Linked DNA regions of Homo sapiens: region 2 is linked to region 1. Evidence: read pairs that join two places in POLR2A ChIA-PET (ENCODE). Cell type or tissue: endothelial cell of umbilical vein. All regions are shown on one strand.

What was found. ChIA-PET counts read pairs that join two places held together with the same protein. Peaks named below come from ENCODE experiments on the same cell type or tissue, not always from the same donor. Only the 100,000 strongest peaks of a DNase experiment are listed, where the experiment ranks them.
Region 2: POLR2A ChIA-PET joins it to region 1 with 5 read pairs; 1 of 35 experiments calls an interaction of 5 or more read pairs at or near these places.

What each region holds. Positions count from the first base shown.
Region 1 is chr1:198,907,683-198,911,682 of GRCh38, reverse strand. The region is part of intron 1 of MIR181A1HG (MIR181A1 host gene); the gene reads left to right. Among named protein-coding and RNA genes, the nearest start is that of MIR181A1HG, 28 kb to the left of the region's middle. In endothelial cell of umbilical vein, no CTCF peak of the experiment used is centred here; a DNase peak (open chromatin) is centred at 1,522; H3K27ac peaks cover 1,062 bases.
Region 2 is chr1:198,121,475-198,125,474 of GRCh38, reverse strand. No RefSeq gene overlaps it. Among named protein-coding and RNA genes, the nearest start is that of NEK7, 34 kb to the left of the region's middle. In endothelial cell of umbilical vein, no CTCF peak of the experiment used is centred here; a DNase peak (open chromatin) is centred at 2,164; H3K27ac peaks cover 1,023 bases.

The DNA.
Region 1 (4,000 bases):
GAGCCTTGAAGGAAAGAATGGTGGGAGTCATATGAATATCCAAAGAAGAGCTCTCCAGACCAGACTAGGGGAATAGCAAGTGCAAATGCCCTGAGGCAGGAATGCTATTAGGATGTATGAGCAAAGAGTAAAGAGGGAGGTCGTTAGAGTGAACAAGGAGACAGTGGCAGGGGACGCAGTGAAGAAGTGAGGTGAGCAAATCATGTAGGGTCTTGAAAGGCTCTGGTTAAGATTCAAAATTTTATTCTGAGTGTGATGGAAAACCATTGGGATCTGACCAGTGGACATATGTGATTTGGCTCTAGAATTAAAAGGATCACTCTGGTTTCTGTGCAAAGAACAGCTTAGGCTAGGGGTGGTGATAATGCGTAAGGATGAAGCATGGAGGCCACTGAGGCTGGTATGGCAATAATCCAGGCAAGAGGTGCAGGTGCCTTGTGTTAGGGCGGCAGCTGTGGAGGTGGTGAGAAGTGGCTGGATTCTGGTGTATTTTAAGTTAGAGTGAAGGTCAAATTATCGTATAAGACTTTACCAAGTAAGATTCTGCCAGATGTAAAGAGCATCTTTTCTGAGAGGACTTCATTATATCATATTTATAATGGTAATTATTCTCACAGTTACTCTCTAGGGAGCTCATCTGTTAGGATTAACCCCATCTCTCAGAGAGGCCTGGGTGACATGCTTTGTGTCACAAGTCAAGACAGATCCCAGAGCTCCAAAGCTACTGTTCCTTCTACTAAATTTCACATTTTGTTCTCAGTTTTCTTCTGCATATTCAAGAAGAGTTTTGATTTAAAATATATAACGTATTTTTAGCATGAGGAAAAATTCTGAATATTGACTTAAATGGTTATCTTCATAAAAAATTGTTAGCATCTTATTTTCAAAAGATTAGTGTAGTGATTTTAGCAATGTTTTGCATTTTTTAGGCTGAACACAAACATGCAATAATTCATTTTTGAACAATTTTAACAAGCACATTCTATGGGGAAAATACATCCTATTAGTGATATGTTCTGTGTTGTCTTGTTTTTAAATATGTGTGTTTAAAGCATAAATATTATTAAAAGCATCCTTAAAGATATCATTTAACAAACTATTTCTAGGAGAAAAAGTCTAACTTTATTGTTAGTCCTGACCATTCACATATTTCTTTATTCTGAATCATTAACCAATGACCTGTTTTTTAAATTCTGAAACATTTTTCAGTTACTATGCATTTACAGCACTCTAAAACACTAACCAATCAGCTAACAAGTTTTATTGTAATGATTTTATTGCGCTAGAGAATACTTTTTTATTATAATATTTGAGTTCTAAACTATTCATTTCTTTTTGTTCTTGAATAAGAATTTAAGGGATTCTTGGAGATTCTTAGCTGCTTTTATATTTAGAATGCTAGAACATGATGCAAATACCCTCACTTTAATCAGGAAATATGGACACTGACATTAAAAAGTCTTCCCCCTCACATACTTGTGAGTCATTTTTCCTCTACAAGATTCTTTTCTGCAGATTTCCACTAGACCCACACCTCACTCAAATAGACTCTCAGTCTCTTGAGTCAGGCATTCATTTATTTCTTTTCCCTACCGGCTTCCTCTGGAAACGCAAAGAGAATTTAATGCATTGTGTATTTATTGACAGCCCCTAAAATGCATGATATTCTGGCTAAGTGGTACAAAGATAACAGAGAATTGGAAACAATCCTTGCTTTCTGAGGACCTAACTCCTAAATAATCATTTAAGCTAAATAAGAAAGGAAAAACCTGCCACTAGTCTTGAGAGGTTAAATAACTGATAATCTGGTGACTCCCACCAACTGCTTATTCTCTAAGAAAAAAAAAAAAAGAAAACATTTTTTTCAGGTGTCCAAAGAGAATTTTTTAACCTTTTCTTTGTTCCATCAAAGATGAGTTCTGTCGTCTCTTTCAAGGTATTTTCTCTTAGATCCTTCTTTTCATTTCAGCCCTCAGTGTTGTGCTAATCCTTGATCATAGGGGAATTTGCAAAGTAAGTATGGGAGATAGAAGAGTATAAGAAACAGAGTTAAGGATTTATTAAAATACAGAAAGGAACAGTCTCTTTTAAGTATGGATAGTCACCAAGAGCAATCAAGATGGCACTGCATATTTACTGGGAGTCGTCTCATTGGTTATATGCTAGGTTTCCTTCCAATGAAAGAGGAAAAAGTCACTTTTTTCATTTCTTTTTTTTTTTTTTTTTTGCCTAAGAAGATGCTATAATGGATGCACGTAGATTTGCTAAAAGTAGAATAATTTATCCTGTCAGAGTTATTGATGCTCAACTCTGTCTTTTTGGAAATTGCATTTGTTGAAAGTCGGGCATGCTTAAACCCTGATTGCAAATTTTAGATGTTTTCAAAAGATTATGTAAGAGTAGAAATTGAAGTGTATCATCTTCTGTCTTCTATTTAGCGTTGTTCTGTTCTGCTTCCAATGAGCATCGTAAATGTGATGACAGAGTATAATGAAATGGTTATTTGGTTGTTTTGTTAGGTTCCAAAGTTCAGAATTTTCTAATCCCATTAACAATAATAAAAAAATACTCTGCCACTCAAAACCACAAATATCTCAAATATTTAAGTTTACTAAGCTTATAATTAGCATAAGAAATATTTTCTCATAGAGCTTCAAGAACACAACCAAATAATTCTTGAAATTATAGATAAAAATCTAGTAACATAGTATAAAATATAACATTATCTTTTTATAATATACAAGCAATAAATTTTATTTACAGTGTTAATTTTATGAGCAAACTATTTTAAAATATTACCACATTATGTATAATAAAAACTGTATTGTGCATAATGAAAAATAAATATTGATGGTTTTACATAATAAATATTGTTAAAGGAATGATTTTTGTTATCTGAAATTATAAGATTAAAATTTGTATACCAAGTTTCACTCAGTCACTGTTTGCTGCCATAGAATTTATAAGAGAAAGTACAAAATATACTAAAAAGGAAAGAAAATTGTTGTTTTTCTGTCCAATAAATCTTTCTTCCCAGATATATAAATGGCTGTTAATTCTATTGCCATCCCATGTAATGTGGAAGTCAATGAAGAAATAAGACCTGCCAAATAAAAGGGCACATACCCTATTTGTATTGAGCAATGGATACTTATTTAGAGAATGAAGAAACAACAGAAACAGGCAGAGCTGATTTGTGTTCTATTCTCTGTATACAATTTGACATGCCTATTTATCACACTTCAATAAAAGTGAACTGAACACTTTAGAGATATTGCAACCCATGAAGAACAGAAATGTAGAATCGAAGAGCATCAATTCCCAAAAGTTGCTTATACATTGTTCTAATTTCCTTTCATATAGAATTTATACAACATATTTAAAGTTTCAATAAACCCTTTATCTAGAAGCAAGTAGAATTTAACAAATTGACAATGTATACTTACATTTGCTAAGTAATCTATAAATAAATCCATGGGTTCTTAAAAGTCAGAAACTCTCAAGCAATATCATATGAATTCTCATTTAAACAAAAAAAAATGCAGCTATACTTCAAAATTATTTTTATTTTTAAATATCTGTAGTTTTTGTAAAGCAGAGCTAAATTCGTTTCTGAATATATTATGGATGGGATATATTATGAATATTCTACTTGTTAAACCACCAAGACAAATGTTATACTTTTGCTCTACAAAATTTGAATTTATAAACATAATTTACACTCTAGCAAAGCGAATTTGATTTCTCTTTGAAGGAAGAAGACATGTAAATGGTGAGAAATTAGAAAAAAGGATGCTAATTGGATAGCAGTAATGATTCACCATTTTGTTTTTTATTGTAAGGCCAAAATAAAAAGGTTGATTTTTATATGTTAGGCATGTTCTGTTGTTTATTACAGAAGAATCAGCACTCTTGATATTTATAGTCAATGTGCATGTCCAGCCTTGACCTATAGTTATGCTACAAATAAAATTGTAATTGTTACTTTAATGTAGATCCT
Region 2 (4,000 bases), 790 kb after region 1:
ATCTATCATTGGCACTGAATTTACATGTTCCATATACTTTCTGCTGGCTAATACGTGTGGCTCCCTATAAAGCCATCATGTTCATCATTTTAGTAACATTTTTATGTAGGAGTTGTTTGTTTGTTTGCTGCTCAAAGCAACTCACTCTCCTGTTTTAAGAAATCTAGACTGAGCCGTGAGCATACAGTTTTGGAGGGTAACCCTCCAAAAATTAAAGATTTTTGCAGAGAAAATTTTCCAGAGAAAATTAAAGATGAAACATTAGTCCCTAGTCTAAAATTATGAAATAACTTCATTGGTTTTCTAGGAATTATCTCAGGTAGCAACATAGAGAAAGGGAAGTATACATGAACAGTTGGTGCTTTTTTACTCAGTCCCTTAAATATTATTACCACCTCTTCTGTTAACTTCTATGTGCTTGCCAGATTCCTCATTTTAAAAGGTTTTCAAGTCACTGATTTTGTAAGAAATAAAGAATAGTCATTGCCAGCACTATCCTTTTTTCTAAAATTAGTATTTCTAATCACATTAGACATGTTTTCAGTATCTAGAGAGGATGCCTACTCCCTACAGCTATCATGAACCATTAACTTTAATTAAAATTTACAAGTCTAATGTTGTTACATCTGCTAAAAGCATTAACTTCCATGTTAATTATGAAAATGTTAATGTTACATTAAAATAATGTTCCCTTTTGACAGTTCATCTATAGTTTAATTATTTATTTTGTTGGGGAATAAGTTCTAAAAATTGAGAAGAGAAAAGACTGTGAAGTCAAATTAGAAAAACGAGATAGAGTAGCAAAACTTCTAAGGAGTAAACCTTGTGATTCAGATAAAAGTGGCTGAAGCATACTTGTTTTCTTTATTCTGTATTTAGGAAATGTGTTCTCTTGTCTTGCATCTGAAATATTTTTTACAATAGTTCTTCCCCGTTTTCTTCTTGCAGCTAGTTTATAGTCATGTGTGATATCAGCACTCCCAAGTGTTTCCAAGGCTACACAATCCTTTATTCATATAAATCATTTAAAAAGAAAACTTCAGTTTCAAAAAGACAGCCTCATATACTTTCTATTTAAATATTGATTTATTCTTTAAAACAGATTTATTTCATTAACTTATCCAGTATACCTTTGAGCAAATAAAAATAACTGAAGGAAATTCTCAATGATCCACATGGCAAAACTGAGCTATCCAGTAGGAATATTAGTAGAGAATCTCACACGTCACTGAAAGGCATTAATTATTCTTTAATAATATTAATAGCATTTTCTTGTCACAGGCATACTTACTAGGCAAATCCTTTTTAAATACATAAGTCTATGTACATAAGCTAATTTTCAAATGGGATACATCCTTCTAAAACAGGAATATATTTGGAGTTGAGCAAAATGTTGATCCAGTTTATAGGTCACAGAGACCTTGCCTGTGTTTTTATCAGTGTGTCCCCAGTGCCTATAACTGTGCCTGCTGTAGAGTGTAGGCACTCAATAAATATTTGATAGTTGATTTAATGCCACTTTAAATTTCTTTTTTAAAAATAAAGTATTATTCTATACTGTTTTCTTTGAGGAAATTTTCTGTATGACTATATAATTTGTATAAGTAAATATATAACTCTGCACTTGGTCATTTCAAAATTATGAGCAGTCAGTTGTACAGAGGCACATATTATTTTTAAATAACTTATATACACATCAGATGAACCTGATTATTTGGAGGAAAATCCTCAGAATAAAATTCTTTCTATATGAGAGTAGTACATTAATTTTTTAAAGAACAAGCACTTAATGAATGAGGAATTCCATTTTTTTTCTTGAATTGCTGAACAATGAACACTTAGTTTCTGTAGGTCTTCCCATCCTTAGAATGTTGTGAGGACTTGCAGGACTCTATCTAGTTCTTCAAATTTTTACTTCACCGTATCTGAGAGAGACATAGCTGGGCTACAAGGCAGTTGTTAAAAAGACTATGACTCTTGTATTTCTTTCCCTATGTTTATATATTTACAGTTATGATTCACAAGTGTTTCACATACATTATCATTGATTGTACCAAATCTTGTTCAAAAAAAAAAATCTGAAGCAACTTACTGAAAACACATACAAAAATTTAAAGCATCTGGACCAACAGACGGGAAACATGAGGTGGTTAATGCCAAAAAGAAAAGAATCCAGATAAGTAAGCTACAAGATTCTCGCTGAGTTGGAATTTGGCCTTAAACTTTCAATGACAGGAAGAGAAAGTGAATAGATTTCCCCCACATCAACAAAGCTGTTTCTAACCTCCAGTTTTAGCTTCAGGAGAATTGGGTTATGTGTGGCTTTTTATGAAGGGACCTTGAGAAATGAGATAATAGTGGTCTATCACACATGGTTAAGATCATGAAATGTTTTTCCTTCATTGTTATTATTTTTAAAATGAAATCTTGTGACACAAATCAATATATAAAGCAGGTAGGAGTGGTGCCGCTCTCATTGAACTAGGGCCTTAGGGACAATCTCACCTGTTAAACTTCCCCATCCCTTACCCACAGGCTCTTGGGTCATTGTGAGGCAGCAGTACCCTCCTACCCTCTGCCAGCAAAGAGCTCTGACTCAGTCTGGCTATCTCTTCCACCATGAACTACATTTGTAGTCAGATAAGCTTCTTACCTTCTCTAAGTTCCAGTTTTCACATTGTAAAATAGGAATAAGCCTAGGATCTATCTCCTTGAGTAACTATGAGTATTAAAAACATAAAATGTAAAAATGTTTAGCATAATAGTAAAATTAAGTATAATAATTATCATTATTACAGAAGTAAGAGTATGGGTTTTGGAGTCATACAGACCTGGGCTTGAAACTTTTTTCTGCCACCTTCTAACTCTTGTGACCTTGAGAAAGTTTTCTTAGGTCTCTGAGCCTCAGTTTCCTCAACTGTAAATCAAGGGTAATGATATCTACCTTATAGGATTGTAGTAAGATTAAATGAGATAATACATAGCAAGTACTTAGCAGAGTAAAAAAATGAAATAAAATAACTTAATATTTGTTTTACTGTTAGTATATTATTAGTATTTTTTATAGAACTATTACTAACCTTTTAGTAATTTTTTCCGTGTTATCCAAGTAAGGAAAAACATTCAGAAAAAATAAGAGACTGTGATCTTCTTGAGTGCAAGAAGTGCATGTTGGTTAGTCTGTATTTGTTGTGCCTAGGATAGTGCCTGCTAAAAAGTAGATATTCCGTAGAAAATTAATTGAATTTAGTGACTTGCCCAGGGTGTCAGCTAGTATGTGGTTTGTCTGTTAGTTTGTTTTGTGATGGAGTCTTGCTCTGTCACCCACGCTGGAGTGCAGTGGCGTGATCTAGGCTCACCACAACCCCTGCCTCCCCGGTTCAAGCGATTCTCCTGCCTCAGCCTCCCGTGTAGCTGGGACTACAGGTTCCTGCCACCATGGTCCTGGCTAGTTTTTGTATTTTTAGTAGAGGTGGGGTTTCACCAAATTGGCCAGGCTGGTCTCGAACTCCTGACCTCAAATGATCCACCCACCTCGGCCTCCCAAAGTGCTGGGATTATAGGCGTGAGCCACCGCGCCTGGCCTAGTATGTGGTTTAATCAACACTCAAGTGGAAATTGAAAACAGGTGACATTACTTAGGAACCTAATGTGGATGAGAAGAAAGAATGTGTAGAACAGAGACCTGAGACAGTCCAACATTTAAAGGTAGGTAGAATAGGAGGGGCCAGGAAAGGTGGGGGATAGGGTGGTGGAAGCAAAGAAAGACATTAACAAGGTAAGAATGATGAACTGTATGAATGCTGCTGGAAGATCCAATAGGATGGCTGCCAGATTTGGTCACGTGATGTGATTGATGACTGTAGTAAAGACCATGCCCAAGCAGTTGTTGAGACAAAAACAAAGTTGGCATGAATTAAAGAGAAAGTGGGAGGTGAGAAAAGAAGGCTAGGTGATATTTTTTTTTTCACAAGAAATTAGGCTCCGGAAACAGAGGTAA